Linked DNA regions of Homo sapiens: region 2 is linked to region 1. The links are chromatin loops, found by intact Hi-C in ENCODE. Cell type or tissue: heart left ventricle. All regions are shown on one strand. Each heading gives the region's core, and the rest is flanking DNA. Links, peaks and the distances in the headings are about the cores only. Region 1 overlaps MYO5B (myosin VB). Region 2 overlaps LOC105372114 (a long non-coding RNA gene).

Region 1 (11,430 bases), core at 1,116-9,115:
AACTCTTTTGCTGTGTCCAAGTCACCCAGTGTCTGCCCCATGCCAGCAAGGGCAGCTCCTGGAGGTCAGGTGTGTCCAATGTTCCACCTCCACCTAGGTCCTCAACCTGCGCAGCCCTGGGCACACAGAGATACTCAAGGGCCAGCAGAGTTGGGTGGAGGAGGGCAGGTAGGGGCCTGCTGCCCCCAGCAGGACTCTGCCGCACCTCCCTGCTCCTAACAGCCTCTGTTCCTGGAGTACTCCTCCTGCAGGCCAGATTCCAGCTTTCCAGGCAGGAATAATGGAGCAAGAACTGCATCCAAACAGCCCTAAATGAGGACCTGTAATGCCCTCGTCCTCATTCCCAGGGTGCAAACCATCTGTAAACCAAAAATAAAATCCTAAGGCCCCCCACCATCTGAAGGGACTTCCTCCTCAGCCAGGGCTCTTTTAATGTTTAACCTGAGAGACTGTTTCAGGCCACGATAGGAAGTGGGGGTCCGATGTGCCTCATTATACCTCTCCATCATTAACATCAACATAGACTTTAACAAATCCCAAACTCATAACTCAGCATCATCCCGTCTCAGATGTTAGTGCCTGCATTTTACTACGGCCTTTCATGGCTGGTGCTTTAACCCAAAGGCACAGCTCACTGGAGGACTGTAGGCACCACTGCAGTGATTCTTGGGGAGGGCCGGAAGTAGAGCGCATCAGCGCTGAAAGGGAACAAGTGCAGGGATCCTGGGCTCCACCCACCTCCTTTCCCACACCAGAGAGACACTGACTCCTGCGCCAGGACCCAGGGTCTCCAGACCTTGAACTAAAGCTCCTTTCCAGCCTCCAGCCCCCCACCCCCCAGGGAGGGGCTGCTGGGGCTCTGTCTCAGAGGTTCACCTCACCTCTGTCGTCCCCGTAAACCTACAGACTGCAGAGCTCTCTAGGGTGGGGCACGCGAAGCTGACTCACACAAGGAAGTTAGGATTAATGAATGCCCAGGCCACCAGCCTCACAGGGCCATACTCCCAGAATTCTTAATTCTGTAACAAGCCAGGCACTATTGACAAAGATAAAAGTAGAGAACTGTGCAGCCCAGGCAGCCCACAGTGCTCAGGAAATCAGACACACGAGTAAACTAAAAACCAGTCAACCAACTTGCTTCAGCCGTTGGTTCCCAGAGGAAAGAACCCCTGGAGGAGCTCCTCCAGCTCCACTTAGGCCATTATGGGCCAAGGCCAGGGAGGGAGCGCCACCTCCTGGTGGGAAAAGAAAAAGCCCAAACTACTTGGCTCAGGATTTTTTGTTGAAAATGTAAGTGCTTGATATCAATTAATAAATCTACAAATATTTCCAGAGAGACCACTGTGACACACAGAGATAAGTTAACTCACTGCAGTCAGTCTCCAGCCACAGGGGGCAGTGAGGCTCGGCATCCAGGAAACTGGCTGGAGAACCTAGCATTGGGGCAACTCCCAGCCCCACCTGTAATGAGCCCGTGGCCCGGGCTAATCACCTCCACGCCCTGGGCCTCTCTTTCTTTACGGGTAAAGTGAAAGTAGCCTACTGAATTATCGCAAAGGTTTCTTCCAGATCTTTAATTACTAACCTTATTGCAAAGGTTTCTTCCAGATCTTATAAAAAGCCAGACAAGGCCTAGGATAATATTTACTTGGCCTCTGTGAAGATATTGGAAAAACAGGATCTATCAACCATGGCCCCGCCACAGTTAAGAACCTGCCTTCCTGGGGAAACAGACAAGATTCCTGCCAGCTCAGAGATGGTCAGTTTCCCGGTTCTAAAAAGCCCACTGTGTGCTCCACAGACAGCCTAACTTCTTTAGTTCATACCCAAGCTTTCTATTCAACCTCCTAGCATATTCCCTGGGACCTCTGGGAAATGGAAGGCACACTCCAAACACCAGGAACAACAGAGAAACATCTGAGGCCCTAGGCCTGGCCATATGAGGGTGAACAGTTTGTGGATTAATATGACCTAGCCATGAAATTACAGCAGACCCAAACTGTGCTGCCAACTCAGGACCAGCAGAACTTTGGGGAACATAAGGAAATGATCACCTCCTTGAAAAAAGCCAAGAGCTCTTAGTCAGGACTGGTTAAAGCTGGGCCCTCTGGGGAGGGGCTGGGCAGAAGCTAGCTCTTCCCGCCTTCTTTGCCATTCTGAGCAAGGCAGCCCACAGCAGCCGAGGCTCAAGGTCAAATGAGCCAACAGCTCCGAGCAAATCTTGAGACTGCACACAGTTCCTTGTCAAACACAGTCTCCGCTGTCCCGGACAGGCCCCTGGTGTGTGTATTGGCGGGGGGCGGCGGGTGTGAATAATAACCCCAGGTGCGCCCGACCAAGCCCAGGTGCCAATGCCTGGAGGCCTCCTGTCTTGCCGGGGACCTGCTGGATGGAGAGGAGCTGCTAGGAGGTTTTCTGGGACCTCGGGAATGCACCAGTCTCACTTTGGAGTTTTACACTCTTGATAAGGCTTGGGTAGAAGTGGACAGGAATCAAAGGAGCACTGTCAAAGAGCCAGACCAGAGCCCTGGCCACACTCCTGCCCCTACCTAACTCTGACTTTAAGTGCTCACCCCGAGGTGAGGTTGGGCTGAGGGCAGTGGCAACTTGTGCCCTCCTAAACCACTTCCCCATCCTTCTCCCATATACAGCCCTGAAAAGAAGACAAACTGCCCAGCACCCAGCTCATGTTCACAGCCCTCTTCCCCCTTCATTTTCCTATATATAAAATGGTGATAATGATGCTGGTGTCTCTTAGTTCCCAGAGGTAAAAAAGGAGAAAGCTTTGTGGAAGCAGAAGTGCCACCCGCATTCCTGCAGCTCCTCTCAGAGCAGCTCCTCAATAATAGCTTCTCTCCCCAGAGTTCAAAACAAGGGAAAAGACACAGTTATAGGGACCAAAACAAAACTCTACAAACTTATGAAGGTTAGCAAGTGATAAAAGTTCTGAACTTGAGGATCATGAATGCTTAAAGAGGCTATGACTGGGAATGTGATGGAAGCCCCCAGAAATCTAAGCAAAATTCAGCATATGAGTGTAACTTCCTCTAGGGAGAGGATAGATGTCATCAAAATTCTAAATGGTCTTTCACAAATCACACATGTGTAGATATAATTTATATTTAAACAGTAGAACTCTCCATTACAGGAAAACTGTAGGAAACGCAGAGCAGCTGTCTATCTCCAAAGCACCCCAGTTGCCAGGGTGGCCCTCATGGTAATGGGAATCCCCTTGTCATGGGCTCCACAGAATCCCAGTTGGGTCCCTGTTCCCTGCCTCTCCTCCCTCAATGCTGGGATTTGCAGCAATCATGAACACTTCCCAAAGCTAAAGGCCAGACTGGGAGAGAGGCAGGCCCACCATGGCCACTTCCACAGCACCTGGTGCAGCACACACTGCGAAGCTGGCTCTTCAGGCCTCCACTCCCCAGGGCAGCCAGCTCCTTTTCTGTACTTAACTCAGTTTCACAGGCTATTAATTTCCTATTGTACACCAGGCTTGCTGGGAACAGAATTATTTTAAGATATAATAAAAGCTATTTTTATTTTATCACCATCATTATTATTGCTGTAAAGGAAGACAAATCCAGGGTATTAAGCAGCCCCTGGGAAAACCTAAACTGGGGTCTGGATCCCTGACAACCGCTGCATGAATAAAAGAGGCTGCCAATGGTGACGGCTCTGAAGATCGGGGAGATACGCACACCGCTTGTCAGACCAAGCACACAGCTGCTTCTTCCCTTCTACTTTAGTATCACCTGGGCTTTTTCTTATTCATCTCATTTCTTATCTTCAACCCAAGATAATTTAAAATGACTAAATCTTGACTCCAGTTTTAGCACTGAGAGAGTCACCTTCATTCCTTTTCTCCCTCCTTTAGGGAAAAGAATTATACCTCTCTTGAAATAAATTTAATTTCCTCCTGGAGCCTGTGACACCACCTTCAACTTCTGATTACCTACTCAGTGGCTGGAAACTGCCCCAGCCTGAGTCAGGCCTTCCGGATTCTACCTTGACTCAGGCACAGGCCACCCGTGGGCCTAAGCTGTTCCACCCCCCCGGGCCTCAGTCTCCTTCTCTGCAGAAAGAGGGACTGGATGAAAAGATCTGGGAATCAAAGTACCAGAAGTCTTCAGTGACTCTGTGACATTCTTGCAAAAAAACTTAAAGTGGCACTCACAGTGCCACCTAATGACATTTTTGGGAAATGTTTGCTATTTTCACCAATTTTGAACAAATACTTGATCAACATTCTATTAGTTGAGGTAAGAGAGAAAGGTAGCCAGGGAAGAGGCCAGCTCCATGTTTTTTTTTTTTTTTTTTGGAGACACAGTTTTGCTCTCATTGCCCAGGGTGGAGTGCAATGGCATGATCTCGGCTCATTGCAACCTCCGCCTCCTGGGTTCAAGCAATTCTCCTGCCTCAGCCTCCTGAGTAGCTGGGATTACAGGCACCCGCCACTACGCCCGGCTAATTTTTGTATTTTTAGTAGAGACAGGGTTTCACCACATTGGCCAGGCTGGTCTCAAACTCCTGACCTCAGGTGATCTGCCCATCTCAGCCTCCCAAAGTGCTTAGATTACAGGTGTGAGCCACTATGCTCGGCCAGACAGCTCCGTTTTTATAGGTGCCCACAGGGGCATGAGGAAGCAGATGATAACAACAGTATCACGGCAGTAACACTCATCATGTGCGCACCACAGGCAGGCACTGTCCTAAGTCCCTTACACAGGTGATAGGAGCTCACCCCATCTTCCCAAAGCCACAGGAAGGATGCCGCTATGGCTGTCCCCAGTTCACAGATGAGGCAACTGAGGCACCTATCGGTCATGTGACCGCTACTAAACCGTGAGGAGTGGACTCTGCAGTGCACCTTCTCAGACACTCTGCCTTGGGGGTCTGCGTTCTGTCTGCTGACAACGCTTGGCCCTGCTGCTGCCCTCAGACAATCACTCTTGCTTGCCTTAACCCTGGCTCAGCTTATTTTCGAGGGGACAGTGGTTGCTAAACTCACATCCAGGGAGATCTCATTTTGGCTAAGACGGTGGAGGTGAAATGCTTCCATTCCACCCCCAAGTGCCCAGCTTGGGTTCCATCTGTTCTGAATGACAGAGGGTGGGCCCCCACTGTGTGACACACACTGCATGCATGAGAAGGGCATTGCAGCAGATGGCTAAGCAGCCCTCTGCTGCCAGTTAGCCACCCCCCACCCCCCTCCCCAGCCAGCATCCTCTCAAGAAGAAAAGCTGTTCTCAGCCAGACCTTCCTATTCCACTCCTGTCATCCTCCCAGGGAAGCTCCTTTTTCCTAATCCTTTTCAGGGGACCTGGGCTCTAGATGCTGAGAGCGTGTTGCTCGAGCCTTGCTGAGCTAACAGTAGGGCAGGGGTTCTGAGTCAGTCTTTCTGTGTCCTCTAATAAATAATTCTCTGATGCTGAGCACATGGTCATCACCTGAGGAAAACCCCAAACAGACTCGTTTGGGCAGGGCCCTTCTCCGCGGCCTCGTCCAGCACATTTGACCGCGGCGGCCTTACCTGTTTGTCTGGCAGACCCCGTGATAGGCCTCAATGGCATCCTCCTGGTCAACATGCTTTTCACTGTTAGGCCAACTTGATCTGGCATTAATGTTCGGCTCCTAGAAAGCCCCAGATAAAAAAATAACTCTGGTTAAACAATTGCCACAAAATGGCTTTATATACAAACAGGTATAAAAACATGCCTTTGGGAAAAGACAAAGGCCTGGAAAGAACAGAGATAACCACAATCAAACCCACGCCAGGAACATGACTCCAAAAGGTCATCTTGGAAGAGACACAGAACAACGAGGCCAGGCTGAGACAGAGCTGCATGTGGGGCGGTGGGGGAAGATGGCCAGGAGGTGCCCCTGGGAGGAGAGAGCACCCAAGTCCAGAGCACACAGGTAGACCCTGGTTCAGCTGGAATCCTCCACACTCCTCAGCACCTGCTTACCCCAGCTGTCCCGAGGCTCATGCCCAGAAGTGGCTCAGGTTTTTAGAGCCCATGGAGTGACCCACGTGGCCTCTGTCCCCACCCTCTGGCTCTAGTCTGCCCCAGAAAGTGAGAACATTAGGAAAATACAGTGAATAGGACTTGCCACCCTGGGGGACTGAGGAGGACCAATGACTCTCTCCACTTCAGAAAGCAAACAGCAAGGGGTATAAGGTGAAAAGGCCACCCTGAGGTTACCTATTAAACATCTTCATATTAACTTCAGAAGAGTCCAGAAGCTTGTAGCTGCATCCCCCAGGGAAGGTCATGCTGACAGGGCAGCAAGGCTTTTGCTCTGCCTTTTTGGAGGAGACCCCACAGCGAGAGACTCTGCTCTTTCAGGTTTTAGACCCTCGTGGGTAAAGATAATTAAAAAAACACTAATCTACCACCTAGGGTCACCCCTCGGCAGCCCCACCGCGGGCCGCCATCTTGTTACCGCGTTCCTGCCGGCGAGTCGCCGCTGGTCGGCGCTCACGATCTGGGTCCTGAGGATGAGCACCTCCTCCTTGCGCACCTCGAGCTCCTCGTGGGCCAGCTTGAGCTGGTTCAGCAGGAGGCTGTAGCTATCTGGGGAGCCGTGGCTGGAGTTATTCTGCGTGGCTTGGTCGGCCACGGCTTTCCTCAGCTCATTCAGGTCATTCTTCAGCTTTTTGTTCTCTGACTCCAGCTCTTGCCTCTGGAAGACAGCCCAAGGGCCGCTGCCATTACTCCCTGCCCTAGGGCTCTCTCCCTGTGTGGGCCTCCCCTCCTCCCCTTCTTTTGTCCACTGGGAAACTTCGCTCTTTAAACGTTGACACACATGGAAAGTTCTGACTGCCATCAGCAAGCAGTCAAAGCTGGGGCCTGGATGTGAACTCATGACTTCAAGTCACAAGTGTGAAGCACCTGCACAATGCCTCCAGAGCGGCAGTCTCCAAAGTGATTCAACAGTGTTCGTGTTGCTAAACATGTTTGGCTGTGAAACTCCTCCTTGTGGAAATGCTGGGCTCACAATTTTAAATGACATATAGTAAACATAAGAATTCCTACAATCTAAATATGTTCACACGCTTTGTGACTTTCCAAGAAAAGATACAAGAATGCAGGATTTCCTAAACTTATTTGCCCAGAGAACCCGTTGCTCCCTATTTTTCAGGAAGCATCATTTTTGTCCCGGACTAATTAGACTTGGAAGATACACCAGGGACACAGTTTTGTTGTTTTGGTCATATAGAAAGCCACCAACTGTCCCTGTCAGCAGAGGAAAAATACCTACATACAGAATTGAATGTGCTATAGGAACTCAACTTTGGAACATACTTCATATTTTCTGGATAGTACATTTAACTTTGTGTTTGAGATGAAGTCTGATGATCACACACAAACTGCCGGCAGGACCCTGGGATACATGAGATTCAAAATTTCCCAAAGGAAACCCAAAGATGTGGATGAGTATGCATTGGTTGCATGTTTGTTACAGAGCCATAGCATGATGGAACCAGGGGACCGCTGGGGAGAATGAATCTCTTGATTTGCTGAGTGAGGAAGCTGAGCCCAGGGAGGGGAAGGCTCACAGCAAGTTTAGAGACTGACCCAGGACAGAGGGCCAGGGCTCCTGACTCCTGGTCCAGGGCGCCCCTGTGACTCCACCATATATGTGGTGATTTCCAGAAGATTTAGAACCATGCATAGAGATAGTAACTCTGCAGACATGATGAGGGCCCCAAAATAAGGTGATTAATAATGATCATTGATGAGTCACCAAGCCTATGGTGAGTCTATTTACTAAGTTCAGGAGTTAAGGATCCCCTCAGTGCCTGGGTGATCTTCTGGCAGCCAAGGCCATCCTCAGGAGAGCCAGTGTCACATGCTAGAGGAGCACTGGGTGTGGAGGCAGCCCTGGGTCCCCTCCTGGCTCAAGGTGCACACTGCACAGTCCTGGAACCTTAGCCTCCTCAGGTGTGGCTTAAGGGAGTGAGAACAGCTGGTGGCTAAGGTTTCCTCCAGCTGTGACAGGCCAGAACTGAGCTCGGTGACAGCTGTTGGCTGTGTGCCTGTGCTGACAGCCACGCCAGGCCCTACTCAGCTGTGAGATTGTGCCTCAAGACAGAGCCAGGTTGGTTGAAAGCTCTGGCTGTTTTTCAAGGATTTCTACCCAGGGCACATCTGTGACATTTCTATTTATCCCATTCTCTAACCATTCCTGGACACCATCTCCCCTAACCATACCTCACTGGTCCCCCACACATAACCTCTCCTCTCCACTCCCCTCTCCTCCCCCACAGGTTCACTACCATTCCCTCATCATCCTTTCTGGTCAACAGTGCCAAAAGAATATGCATGCTTTATTGTGGTAAAAAATATAAAACACAAAATTAGCCATCTAACCTATTTTTATTTTTTGAGATGTAGTTTCGCTCTGTCGCCCAGGCTGGAGTGCATTGGCGTGATCTCGGCTCACTGCAAGCTCCGCCTCCCAGGTTCACGCCATTCTCCTGCTTCAGCCTCCCGAGTAGCTGGGACTACAGGCGCCCACCACCACGCCTGGCTAATTTTTTTTTTTTTCTAGTAGAGATGGGGTTTCACCATGTTAGTCAGGATGGTCTCGATCTCCTGACCTCGTGATCCGCCCACCTCGGCCTCCCAAAGTGCTGGGATTACAGGCATGAGCCGCCACGCCCGACCTCATCTTACCTATTTTTACGTGCACAGTTCAGTGACATTAAGTCCATTTATGTTGTGCAACCATCCCCACCATCCATCTCGAGAACTTTTTCACCTTTTCCAGCTGAAACTCTGTCCCTATGAAACACTAACTCCCCATCCCCGCTCCTCATCTGCTGCAACCATCATTCTACTTTCTGTCTCTGAGTTTGAACCTTCTAGGTACCTCATATAAATGGAAACAGACGAATTTGTGTGAAAGACATATTTTTGTGCACCCAAATGCTATGCCATTCCAGTTGGAGAATAAGGGAGTCCCATTCCCCGGCCCTGCCTCCCACCAATCTTCATCATCTGCCTTCTTCAGGCCAGGCACTGTGCTAGGTGCTGCAGGCACAACACCTGCTTAGAACCTATCAATTACACTAAAGTACAGATCATGGCACTGCAGCCTGGAACACACTATGACATGAGTGAATCCAGAGTGACTGGGGAACACAGAAGAATGCCATCCACTGACTCAGAGGGGTAGGGCCAGAGGGTAAGGGGAGGGAACAGGTCTGACAGCTAAAGGACAGGAGCAGCTAGCTATGTGAAAAAGGCAGACAAGAGGCCTCCAGGTACAAAGGCCTCAGAGAAGAACAAGCAGGACTTGCCGGGGAAATGCTGTCATGCAGAAGACAGAGCAGAGCTGGTGGGGGTCAAGAGATTCCAAAATCCAGGGAAGGAAGCTGGATCCAGGAAAAAGCAGTGAGCTGGTCATCGCAGAGCTTCAGAAGGGTTTCCCTGGTTTGCATGGGGAGATGGGCCACCTGGCTGGAGTATAACGTGGCATGGCCCATGGCAGGGAGCAGAGGGAGATGTGAATGAGATACAGAGATTTAGGAGGTGGAACTGTCAAGACCTGGAGACTGCTTGGATGTGGGAAGTGAGTGGGAAGAAAGTCTAGATGCTTGGGTGACGTGTGTCATCTATTGAGACAAGATGGGGTTTCAGGGTTCAGATGTGTGCAGCTGTAGTCCCCACGGCGCAGTGAGCAGTTGGAATTATGGGCTAGAGATGGATCAGTATGTTGGTGAGGACTGAAGTCTTGGGAGGATGTGTGGGTGGGTGGGGGTGAAACCGCCCCGGGAGAGTGTGCTGAGGCTGGGCCCTGCACACCGCATGCTTCCGATTTCCTGTCCCTGGGTAGCCCTAGGTTAGCTGGACATTGGACTGGGCAGGAAACCTTTCTGTAGAGAGTTTGGGTGTCTATTTCTTAAACGTCAGTCCATCCCTGGAAAGCACTCTATGAGGATGACCACTACAAAGTAGATATTTCACACGGGATGAGCGTTACCACTGGAGGCGGCACAATTTTGAATAAGGGTTCATTGAAATTCTATATATAGTCAACACTATACCACCATTCTATAACTCTGTAAGATTTTAAGCCAGTAAAACTGATCCGTGTTCCATAAAACAAGCTAAAGTTGTGAAAATGGCTCTCACAAATCTAGCCACAGTAAACAGTAATGGATACAGCTTGTTTTAAAATTATGAGGAATTTTAATAAAATGGACAGTCCAGTTCTCTCTCAGAAAAAGCCTAGTTTCATCACAGGATTATTTATAAAAGTAAAACATGAGAGTATATTCATCAGTTAGAGAATGGATAATTGTGATAATCATGTCATAAAATTTTAATCAACCATGGAAATCATGTTTACAAAGACATGTAGAAAAATGCTCGTTATAGTGAGAAAAAAAGCAGAAAAATTATATATATAACAACTATATAAATATGCATATAAAAAGCATTAGAAATAAATATCCAAATAATATCAGAGACTGCCTTTAAGTGGCAGGAATATGGATTTTTTAAAAATTCTCTAGATTTTCTTGTATTTTAAAATTTTTCTAAGATGAACAGAATTACTTTAATAAATTTACAAATAAAATGAAAAATGTCTATAAAAAGGACACATTAAGGAGAAAAAAAAACACTCGAAGGATCTTCTCAACTGAGTCTTTTCTGATGCACGTTCAACATTGGATAAGCCAATGGCTGGATAGTCAGTTGAGGTGAAAAGTGTTTAAGTGCCAAGCTGGACTCTTAGTTCTCTATCATTCTTGCACAAACTCTGAGTCAGTGGGTACCATCTCCTGATTTGAATCCAGCTCTGGCTGATAGCAGGTCGATAAAGAAAAACCAACACTGCTGCTGGCCGTAAGCAGGGTCTGTCTGCCCAGCCAGCTTCCAGGTCAGCACAGTCATGGCTCCTTTTGGCTACCAGGCCTGTCTCAGGCACCAGGGAATGGTGAGCTTCCCCTAGAGCCACCCTTCCTGCCCTCACCATCCCTACCACTCATTCTCCTCTGCTTTTGCACACTGGCCGGGGCTAACAGTCACTGCAGGGAGACCCATCTTCCATCCACCCTACTCAGGCCTCCGGAGACAATGCTCTGCAGGAGTGACTGGCCCTGAGAACCCTTCTACATGACCTTACCCCAAATGGGGGCACCTAAGCCTTGTGCAGGGTACGTAGTCAATGTGCTTCTGCCGAGAGCTGCAGTTAATTTTTGCATTCCAGAAGGATCAGCAGAAATTTCTAAAATTCTGGTAAAAGGGTTTAAGCAAAAAATCACTACTTGTCAAGGTGTCTTCCTAGAGTAGCCTCATCTTGTGCATGTACCTGTGGGCAGCTTTTTCAAATCCAACTGGCTAAGGATCAGGTTGCAAGAGGCAGCTGAGTGGCCAGGTGTATCGACTCATCATCTTAGTGCTTTGACTT
Region 2 (11,430 bases), core at 2,279-10,278, 490 kb after region 1:
TTGAAAATGTTGTCTGGACAGAGACCCTCCCAGTCAATCAGTCATCTGACCCTCTGGTTTTATCTAACCCATGCCACTGGCCTGCTTCTGCTATCATCCTTGTAAGAGCTCTACCAGAACAAACTTCTTGAATAGCAGATGGTGTCTAGGGCTCATCATTGGTGCAGATTGAATGGAAGGGGAAACAGTATGCTTCGGAATAAATGGTATGCTTTGAATGGAGCTATTGCATCTTGGTCCCTTGGTAGAATGTGTGGCTGTGTTCAGGGTTGAGATATACAACCTTTATATCAGAATGCATGTCACTGATACATTGTGAATGCCCTGGAGCAATATTTAAGATCAGAAACATCTTGAATGGGATATTGTATTTCCTACAATAGTCTCTTGCCTGCAGAATGAAATAGTCAAAAATTAGTCTTCAAACAATGCAGATGTCACCCAGGCTTCCTTGTTATGATGACAATAATTAGGAAATGTCTGCTTGCTCACATTCTTGGATGCTCTAGAGTTATCTGAGTGTTAGGTTAGAAAAGACTTTAATTTGAACTCCTCAACATTTCCACTCAAAAGCAGAATGCAAAACGGTCTTTGAATGTGCTGAATCCTGGCATTGTCTTGGACTCTTCATAAATGTGTGTATGCTCTGACATATACTCCTAGAACAACCTCATTTCATCAACATTAAATATTGGTTCTGGAAAATATTTCTTGTCTATAATTATCCTGTGCAGCTCTTCCTTAAAAGCTTTAGCACCTTCAGTATTGGCACTTGCTGCCTCACCACTGGCCTCACATTATGAAAATTATGACACTTTTTGAAGCGTTGGAACTACCCATGACTTGCTGTAAACATTTGCATATATCTAGGATCATCTGCATATTCTTTTAATGTGTTGAAAAGACTTCTTGCCTTAGCCTGGATCATCAGTAGGTTAAATGGTATGTTCGTCTCTATCTGGTTTTCCATCCCGATGACAAATAATTTTTTTTCATATAATCAGTTAGCCCAGCTCTTTCCTTTGTGATGAGAGTGGATTTAACCAATATTGATAATTTCACTGCATTAGTTATTTGCTTCTTATCCTTTAAGATGGTTGAGATTGTCAATTGTGAAGGTTCTAACATGTGCAGTGGCCATTACTGGCTTAATGCCTTTATGCTGGGCAATTAAGTAAAATTTTACCTTAAAGAGTAATTGTGGCTGGGCATGGTGGCTCATTCCTGTAATCTCAGTGCTTTGGGAAGCCAAGGTGGGTAGGTCGCTTGAGTCTAGGAGTTCGAGACCAGCCTGGGCAACATGGTGAAACCCTGTCCCTACAAAAAAATTAGCTGGCATGGTGGCATGCACCTGTAGTCTCAGCTACTCTGAAGGTGAGATGGGAGGATCGCTTGTGCCTGGGAGGCAGAGATTGCAGTGAGCCATGATTGCGCCCACCGCACTCCAGCCCGGGCAACAGAGCTAGACCCTGCCTCAAAAAAAAAGGTAATTGCTTTCTTCTTCTTCTTCTTTCTTCTTCTTCTTCCGTCTTCTTCCTTCTTCCTCCTTCCTTCTTTCTTCTTCTTTTCTTCTTTCTTCTTCCTTCTCCTTATCCTTCTTCTTCTTTTTCTTCCTTCTTCTTCTTTCTTCTTCTTCCTCCTCTTCTTCTTCTTCGAAGCAGGAGACACAGATGGACATTTTGTATACATGATGGTTTACAAAAACACAAAATTATTTGCAACACAGTACACCTTAGAGTATCAGTTGTTTACCCTTGTGATCATGTGGCTGACCAGGAGCTGTGGTTTGCTGCCACTGCCCAGCACCAAGAAAGATTATTGTGTCTTATATTGCTAGCCCTGGAAAAGATCAAAACTCAAAATTCAAAATATAATTTCTACTGAATGCATATTGCTTACACACTATCATAAAGTCAAAAAATTATAAGTTGAACCATCCGTAGAATTCTCTGTGTACATTTCAGAATGACTACTTTCTCCTCCCCATGCCAGAAACATGGGGAGATTTTTTTTTAATTCTCATTGTGAGAACTTAGTAGGGATACTGAAGACAAAATGTACGATTGTGTGGGACCCCTTAAGACTTGACCTTTGAGAGGTCAAGTTTGTCCACACTGAAACTCCAGCAATTTATCCATTATAGTTTATGTTTTCCTACCCTGGTACTGGCTCCAGCAATGATTTCACTCCCAACTTGGGAAGCAGTGGTTAGCCCTGTGACCTCAATTATCTGATGGAGCTACAAAAAATGGTTAATTTTCAGTTTTTTCAGCTTTTTACTTGTTGTGAAAATGGGAATGACAACTTCCAACCTCCTTACAAGACAAACTGGCAACTTCAATCTGGGATTTTTATATACTAGAATTTACAACCAATAATAATTATTATTATAGTAATAATAGCAAATTAGTATTTGCCAGATATATAAATTCTTAAATGTATTAACTCAATTAATTCTCACAGCTACCTTGTGAGATTGGTATTATTGTTATTTACATTTGAGGATGAGAAAATTGGGACACAGAGAGGATATGTATTTACTAGAGTTTTGATTAGATCCTTTCAGATTTAGACAGAAGTGATTGACACTAAAAAACAGACACTGATATTTCATAATGGTGTTATATGCCAGGCATTGTTTTAGTTCTCTAAACATAATAACTCAATAAACTTCAACAATATTAAGAGGTAGTGACTTTTGATAAAAAGAAAACATGAGTCCATACATCCAAGTTGCTGAGCAAACTCCACGAAGGATAAACTCAAAGGGATACATACCAAGACATACTATAATAAACCTCTCAAAAGACAAAGACAGACAGAGAATCTTGAAAGCAGCAAGGAATAATTGACTCATGATGTACAAAGGATCCTTGATAAGTTTAACAGCCAATTTATCATCAGAAGCTAGGTCGGCCAAAAGACAGTAGATTACATATTTAAAGTGCTGAAATAAAAAAAAAAAAGCTGTCAACCAAAAATTCTATATGTGGCTAAATTCTACTGCAGAAATGAAGCAAAAATTAAGATATCCCTATTAAAGTTGAGAGAGTTCATCACTAGCCAACCTGCCCTACAAGAACTATTAAAAAGAGTTCTCCAGGATGAAAAGACGTAAGATTGGAGTTAGAAGGCATACAAAGAAATAAAGCTGGGCATGGTGGATCATGCCTATAATCTCAGTATTTTGAGAGGCTGAGGTGGGAGGATCACTTGAGCTCAGGAGTTCAAGACCAGCCTGGGCAACATAGGGAGACCCCATCTCTGCAAAAAATAGAAAAATTAACCAGGCATGGTAGCACATCCCTGTGGTCCCAGCTACTTTGGAGGCTAAAGTGGGAGGATTGCTTGAGCCTGTGAAGTTGAGGCTGCAGTAAGTCAAGATCATGCAATGCTACTGTAGTTCAGCCTGGGTGCAAGTCCTTGCCTAAAAAACAAACAAACAGACAGACAAAAAACCCAATGTAGTTACTTTTACCAGAGTAGTTCTTTCTTTCTTTTTTCTTTTCCTTAAAGAACTACTCTGGTAAAGGTAACTACATTGGTAAATACAAAAGCCACTATTATGTTTTTGCCTTGTAAATTTTCTTTTTGTTTCATATATAATTTAAAAGACAAATGCATAAAATTATTATAAATATGTGTTAATGGGAGACAATGTATAAAGATGTAATTTAGGAAGAGACAGCTGTATAGGAGCAGAGTTTTTGTATATTATTAAAGCTAACCTGATACAAATTTCAATTACAGTATTGAAATTTCTTCATAATGATAATAATTGTAATTATTTCTCAGTACCTGCACATTCTGTACCTGAGGATTTGACCAACCAAAGGTCAAAAATATTTGAAAAAAATCAACACAGATAATATGACTAGAAATCATATGGATTTGAAAAATAGTACAGCATAACCGCTATTCATATAACATTTACATTTTATTAGGCATTGTAAGTAATCTAGAGATGGTTTAAAGTATACAGGAAGATGTGTGTACATTATATGCAAATACTACACCATCTTATATATAGACTTGAGCATCTGAGGATTTGGGGTCCAAGGGAGGTCCTGGAACCAACCTTCCATAGATACAGAGAGATAACTATTGATTATTTTAAAAAAAAGTTAGGATGTTAATTGAAAGTACATGGCAGCTCCTAAGAAAATAATTTTTAAATATTCAGAAAAGAAAATTAGGAGGAAATCCAAACTTTGTATTAGAAAAAAATCAATTAAACAAGAAAGCAATATTGAAAGAATTGGGGGGAAAACATAACAAATATATAAAACTAAGAGCAAAGTAGCAAAAGTAAATCTTTCCTTATCAGTAATCACTTTAAATATAAATAACTGAAACTCACCAGTTAAAAGACAAAAACTGGCAGGATGGATTAAAAAATAAAAGCATGTTGTCTGCCCACAAGAGACTAACTTTAGGTCCAAAGATACAAATAGGCTGAAAATAAACAGACAGAAAATGATATTCCACACAAATAGTTGCCAAAACAGAGCTGGTATAACTACACTAATATCAGATGAAATAGACATGAAGTTAAAATTACAAAAGACAAGCAAATTCACTATTCATTGATAAAGGGTCAATTTATCAAGAAGATGTAACAATAATAAACATATATGCACTGCTATGATTTGGGCATGGTTTTGCTGTTGTTGTTGTTCCTGCCAAAGCTCGTGTTGAAACTTGATTCCCAATGTGGTAGTGTTGGGAGGTGGGGCCTAGTGGGAAGTGTTTGGGTCATAAGGGCAGATCCCTCATGAATGGCTTGGTGCTGTTCTCAAGATAGTCAGTGAGTTCTTCCTATTTTAAGACTGGATCTGGATTAGTTCTCACAGGAATTGATTAGTTTCTACAAGTGTGGTTGTTACAAAGCCAGGTCACCCCTCATGTTTCTCTTTCTTCACACGTCTGCTTCCTCTTTGCCCTTCTCTGTCATGTTGTGACTCAGCACAGAAGCCCTTGCCAGAGCCAGGGTCATGCCATTGAGATCCTCAGCCTGCAGAACCATGAGCTAAATAAAACTCTTTTCTTTATAAATTACCCAGTCTCAGGTATTCTTTTATAGCAACACAAAAGGGACTGAGACATGCACCAAACAACAGAACTCCAAAATGTATGAAGCCAAAAAAATGACAGACTTGAAGGGAGAAATAGACAGTTCTGCAATGCAGTGGGTTGACATCCTGGGACTGCTGCTCCTGGTGGTAGGGGTTGACAGGACAAGCTATCTGCCCACATGGTGCTCACGGACTAGCAGAGGAGGCAGTGACAACTGCTGTGAAATAGTAGTGAGTGTTAAGAAGAAAGATGGGGAGAGGCACGTTAGGCAGAGTGAGGAAGTGAGAGAGATAAGGCAGGAGGGGTGTTGCAGAGCAGGTGAGAGAGGGGTATCCTAAGCAGGTGGCATTGGCAGAGAAGGCTGGGAATGGTCTACACATCCCATGTTTGTTTCTGAGTGGTGGGATAATGAATTTTTTGTTTTATTCTTTATATTTTTCTGTGTGTGTGTGTGTGTGTGTGTGTGTGTGTGTGTGTGTTTGAGACAGGGTCTCTCTTTGTCACTCAGGCTGGAGTGCAGCAGCACAATCTCTACTCACTGCAGCCTCCACCTCCTGGGTTCAAGTGATTCTCGTGCCTCAGCCTCCTGAGTAGCTGGGATTACAGGTGTGTACCACCACAGCTGGCTAATTTTTAAATTTTTTATAAAGTCAGGGTCTCACTATGTTGCCCAGGATAACATTTTCAATTAAAAACATGTGCTACTTTGATTTTCAGAAAAAGGGAGTGCTTAAAAAGAGAGCGAAAGTTCAACTTCATAAACTTGAAGAGCACTGCTGACTTCCTACCTGTGGCCACGTAGTCCTAGCTGCGTTTTTCTGGTGGCTTCCAGAAGAATGGCACTGCCCTGCCACCTTGTGGCCATGTGGCAAGTAAACCTTCCAGCCAGCATTACAATAAAGCCAAAATCTGTTTTCTCACGTTTGAGGAAGATGACAAATATTCAGCATTCTAAGTAAGCTATGATTTGGATGGAGCTTTATTGATAGCACTCAGAGATAACGTGTTCTGCTTTATGGTAATACTTCATCCTTTTGGCATCATCAAGAAACAGCCTCTCTACTCAAAGCTTAACTCTTAAGGACCTACATAAAGATTATCTGAACATTCTTATTCATTTCTTACAGAGTGTATTGAACACAAAAACCTTTCCTTTAGAGCTCATGATTTTTAAAAACAATATCTCCTCAATGCAAAGATAAGTTCAATCCATCACCAGGAAGAGCCCAGGCTTAGCTCATAGGAAATACAAGTGAATCCAGGGATGGTGGAGAATTTTTTTTTTCTTTTTCTTTTGTTATTTATTTATTTGTTTGAGACAGGGTCTTTCTCTGTCAACCAGGCTGGAGTGCAGTGACACCATCATGGCTTACTGCAGCCTCATCCACCTGGGCTCAAGCGATCCTCCCATCTCAGCCTCCTGAGTAGCTGTGACTACAGGTGCGTGCCACCACTCCTGACTAATGTTTGTATTTTTTTTAAGAGACCTGGTTTCACCATGGTCCCCAGGCTGGTCTTGAACTCCTGAGCTCAAGCAATACGCTGGTAGGGCTTTTTCTTATTGTTACCCTCTGTATTGATTTGTTCAGGTTGCCAAAACAAAGTACCACAAACTGAGTGGCTTCTTACACAACAGAACTTTATTGTCCACAGCGCTGGAGGTAAGAAGTTTGAAATCAAGGTATTGGCAGGGGTTGTTTCCTCTGAGGGGAAGGTCTGCTCCAAGCCTCTCTCCTTGGCTTGTATGGCCATCTTCTCCCTGCCTGTTCACATCACCATCCTCTCTGCATGTCTTCATGTCCAAATTTCCTCTTTTTTGTAAAGACAATAGTCATATTGGTTTAGGGCCCAGCAAATGACCTCATTTTAACTTGATTACCTCTGTAAAGATCCTATCTGCAAATAAGTCACATTTTGAGGTATTGGGGGTTAGGACTTTGAAATATGAATGTGGGGTGAGCACAGTTCAACTCCTGACACCCCTCCTGGTGTTGCATTTCAGTAGAAGACCAGTGAGCCTCAGGTAGGAACCTGGAAAGCCCCACCGTCTTGTTTCCTCCCATCTTCCCTTTCTTTTCCCTCAATGGCTTTCAACTCTGATTCACATTAGAATTATCCAAGGAGTTTTTAAATTTCTGATTCTGAACCCCACCCCTAGACCAACTAAATCAGAAGAAAACTCGCAGGGAAACTTAATCCAAGAAGGGATCAAGGAAGGCTTCCAATGGGAGGGGATTCGTTCACTACATTTTGAAAAATGAATGGATGATTGAGATAGAGAATAATGAGAGGTGTAGAAAGAACATCATAACCAAAGACTTAGTGGGGTCAGACAACATGGGTGGGCTGGCAGGGCTTGTGTGTGTCCTGATGGCAGAGGGAGGGGTGGGGGGTCACACACAGGGGCACAGGAGCAACCCTACAGGCAGCTGTTGCTGTGAGATAAACGTCCAAGCAGGAGGTGCTGAAAGATGAAGCTGATGAGGCAGGCAGGGGCCAAATCAAGAGAGGATGTGTGCCTCATGCAAAGAAGCCTGGGTTTCCACATCAGCATTTCAGAAAGGGAGCTGCCATCACCCCCAAGCTCACTACTGACCATAATGTCAGGTGTGGCTGCCCTCCTGTCAACTGCATCACCATTGTGATTCTACTTTCATAAGCAATGACAAGTGTGAGTTCACTGTTACGACAAAGGATGTCGTTGCCAATTCTGAAGCTGCTGTGGATGGCAGTGAGGCAGGATAGAGTGGAAGAGGCAAGACCAGGAGCTGGGCAAGACCAGTGAAGTATAATGGATGGCAGAGAGGTGTAGACCCTAGTCAGGAGGACAGACAGTTAAGAAATGCATTGGGTGGACCGGGCGCGGTGGCTCATGCTCATAATCCTGCACTTTGGGAGGCTGAGGTGGGCAGATCACCTGAGGTCGGGAGTTTGAGACCAGCCTGACCAATGTGCAGAAACCCTGTCTCTACTAAAAATACAAAATTAGCTGAGCATGGTGGCACATGCCTGTAGTCCCAGCTACTCAGGAGGCTGAGGCAGGAGAATCGCTTGAACCTGGAAGGAGGAGGTTGCAGTGAGCCAAGATCCTGCCATTACACTCCAGCCTGGCAAACAAGTGCAAAACTCTGTCTCAAAAAAAAAAAAAAAAAGAAAAAGAAAAAAAAAGAAATGCATTGTGTGGAGTGGGGCTCGGGGGTGAGGTGACCAGCTTGCCTCTTCCACTCTATCCTGCCTTACTGCCATCCACAGCAGCTTCGGAATTGGCAACCACATCCTTTGTCATAACAGTGAACTCACACTTGTCACTGCTTATGAAAGTAGAATCACAGTGGTGATGTTCCTGCCCAGGCACTGAGGTGAAGTGAATGGTTTGGCAACAGGGTACAAGCGAAAATGCAGAGGTGAAAATCTGGGCCTTGGAACAGCTTCATCAAGTCTGGCAAGGGAGACCCAATCCACTCAACTGCAGAATGTGCATGTGACCACTACATGGTGAACAGAGTACTGAGCTTTGCTGCTCTACCAACCATCATGGTAGGGGCACACATTCTACTCCCCTGAATGTAGCCAGGCTCTGGGGAGCTCATTTGCAGCTTTGACTCATTCTGGGCAGCCTCAATTTTTCTCAAACACCAATTGCATCTGGGAAGGTGAATTCACTGTGCCTAGGTTTGTCCCCTCTGCTATAACAGTGATGCAATGTCACGTGAAAGATTCCTATCATAATTTAACCATTTTCTAAATTATCTGGGAAGTTTATTTGGAGGTTTGGGAGTGCTCTAATGATGTATGATAAATCTTTGATGCAAAGATCTACAATCTTGCAATTTACTATAAGCATCTTTGAAGTACATGTTATTAATTTAACCTTATATAAAGGTTATATACAGAATCTGTACCTCAGTATGCTTAGTTGTATCCACATAGAGGACTTCTAAAACACCAAAACTGCCTCATTATACATTATATAGACTTGCACATCATAATGGCAGTTAATAAAATGAAATTCTGTGTTTTCCTTTTTATAGTTAAATTTTTCCTTAAAAAAAATAACTTTCAGGAGATAAGCAAGAAAAATGCCTTGGCCTGGGAGATTAAAACCTATCTGGCAAAATGAAAACATTGATGTAAATGACATGAAAATGGTTCTGTCTGGCTTTGCTGTGGCCCGTTATTAGAGATCAGATTGGCAGCTGCTTCCACAACTAATTGATTCTAGGAAATTTGGCAAGCCTTATACTTCTCTATCTCAGAAACTGGACAACTGCCCACTTTGTAAATACCAACGTAACAATATCCTTTAAAGTGCTTAAAATGCATTGGGAAAAATCCCTATCAAATAAAAGATATACTTATGTAACTTATTATAGTACTTGATTTCAAATATTTATATGTAAAATACTAATGACTGTTCTGATAAATACTTTATCAAATTCACAAAGTATGTCAGTATGTGAACAGCATAATCTAAAGGCTTGTGCTGGTGTCTTCCATTTGCCCCCTAAGATCCACTCTCTGTGGTTTTCCAGCCAGTCCTGGACCCAGTGGGGGAATGTGGGTGCTGACCTAGGGTTTCCTTTGCCTTCTGGCTTCAGGTTGGGTTCAGCCAACCAGTGTAGGGTTATCAGCAAAAGATCCATAGGTGGGAGGAGAATGGAGGCAGGTATTTATTCTCCCCATGAGTGTTCTCTGAATTGATACTGAAGGCCATAGTTCCTGTCAGGTGACCCATTCCATAGACCCCTCACCCCATGACCTTCAATCTTTGTGCTTAGAGGTAATAATAACTGTTCCCTGAGATTGCAAGCCCCAGAGAACTCCATCATCATTTGCTATCTTCTGTAAACTACCCATATATTTTAAATATTTCTTTTTATTAAATTCTCCTCCAGTGATCCAAATTGAATTTTCCACCTTGAATGGTAACAGTGCTTTTACTCTTTTCCTTTGTGTTGAAAAGGAAGCATGGGCAAAAGGTGCTGAAATACAATCTCTGCTTATTAAAACAAACAAATAAACAAAAAAAAAAACAAGCAATTCAGTACCACAAAGCTGCTATGTTAATACATCTCTTTTTCCTTCTTTTTCTTTTTTTTTTTTTTTTTTTGAGACAGTCTCCCTTTGTTGCCTGCGTTGGAGTGAAGTGGCGCGACTCAGCTCACTGCAACATCCACTTCCCAGGTTCAAAGGATTCTCGTGCCTCAGCCTCCGAAGTAGCTGGGACTACAGGCATGCGCCACCAGGCCTGGCTAATTTGTTTTTTTTTTTTTTGTATTTTTAGTACAGATAGGGTTTCACCATGTTGCCCAGGGTGGTCCTGAACTCCTGAGCTCAGGCAATCAGCTTGCCTTGGCCTACTGAAGTGTTAGGATTACAGGTATGAGCCCCACACCCAGCCTCCTTTTCTTTAAACAGAAGGCAGTGCTCCAATTTCCAGTCAGCTCTGAATCACTCTTTATTGTTGTTTTTTAAAATTTTTTTAAAAAATAGAGATGGGGGGTCTCGCTATGCTGGCCAGGCTGGTCTCAAACTCCTGGTCTCAAGCAATCCACCCATCTCAGCCTCCCCGAGTGCTGGAATCACAGGCATGAACCACCATGCCCAGTCTCTAAGTCACTCTTGAGGTCAGTGCACCTATAGCCTGTGAGGGTTTGTGGGATTATTCAGATATTGTTATTGCTTGGGTTGGACATTTTATACCCCCTTATGCAGCAGCCATCCTCTAACGTGAACTAGAAGGAGGAAAGTTTTTCTTTTTTTTTTTTTGAGACAGAGTTTCACTCTTGTTGCCCAGGCTGGAGTGCAATGGCACAATCTCAACTCACTGCAACCTGAAGGAGGAAAGTTTTTCTTACTATAATTGGACATCGTTAAATAAATTTTGTTGTGTGTGTCTTTGTTCCTTCCCCCCTTATTTTATCCTCTTATTCTCTAAACACATTCTGTCACATTAAAATGCTAGACACTAACAGCTGGAGACATAAAAGTTTAGCCTTTCATAGTAAAACAAAAAAATTATATGTATGTGCTATAGACTGAATTGTGTTTCCCAAAAATTCACATGTTGAAGCCCTAACTTCCAACATGACTGACTTTGGAAATACAGCTTTTAGGAGGTAATTAAAGTTAATGAGGTCTCAAGAGTGGGGCTTATAGGATTAGTGGCCTTATATGAAGAGGAAGATCTCTCTCTCTCTCTCTCTCTCTGTTCACCACGTGAAGACACAATGACAGCTACCTGGAAGTCAGGGAGTGGGCCCTTATCAGGAACTCAGTCAGCTGGCACCTTGATCTTGGACTTCCCAGCCTCTAAGACAGTGAGAAATAAATGTTTGTTGTTTAAGCCACCCA

The links. Hi-C counts contacts between places; a loop is a spot of excess contacts. Peaks named below come from ENCODE experiments on the same cell type or tissue, not always from the same donor. Only the 100,000 strongest peaks of a DNase experiment are listed, where the experiment ranks them.
Region 2: it touches region 1 in a loop (6-fold over the local background); 8 of 110 quality-filtered maps call a loop at or near these places.

Annotation. Positions count from the first base shown.
Region 1 is chr18:49,857,691-49,869,120 of GRCh38, forward strand. MYO5B (myosin VB) reads right to left here. Exons shown (of 40, transcript NM_001080467.3): 28 at 6,451-6,690; 29 at 5,537-5,637. Among named protein-coding and RNA genes, the nearest start is that of SNHG22, 49 kb to the left of the region's middle. In heart left ventricle, for the core only: CTCF peaks have their summits at 1,235 (motif pointing left) and 4,198; DNase peaks (open chromatin) are centred at 1,221 and 8,031.
Region 2 is chr18:50,351,498-50,362,927 of GRCh38, forward strand. LOC105372114 (a long non-coding RNA gene) reads right to left here. Exons shown (of 3, transcript XR_935466.3): 2 at 4,361-4,455; 3 at 2,512-2,947. Among named protein-coding and RNA genes, the nearest start is that of SKA1, 18 kb to the right of the region's middle. In heart left ventricle, for the core only: a CTCF peak has its summit at 5,940 (motif pointing left); a DNase peak (open chromatin) is centred at 5,914.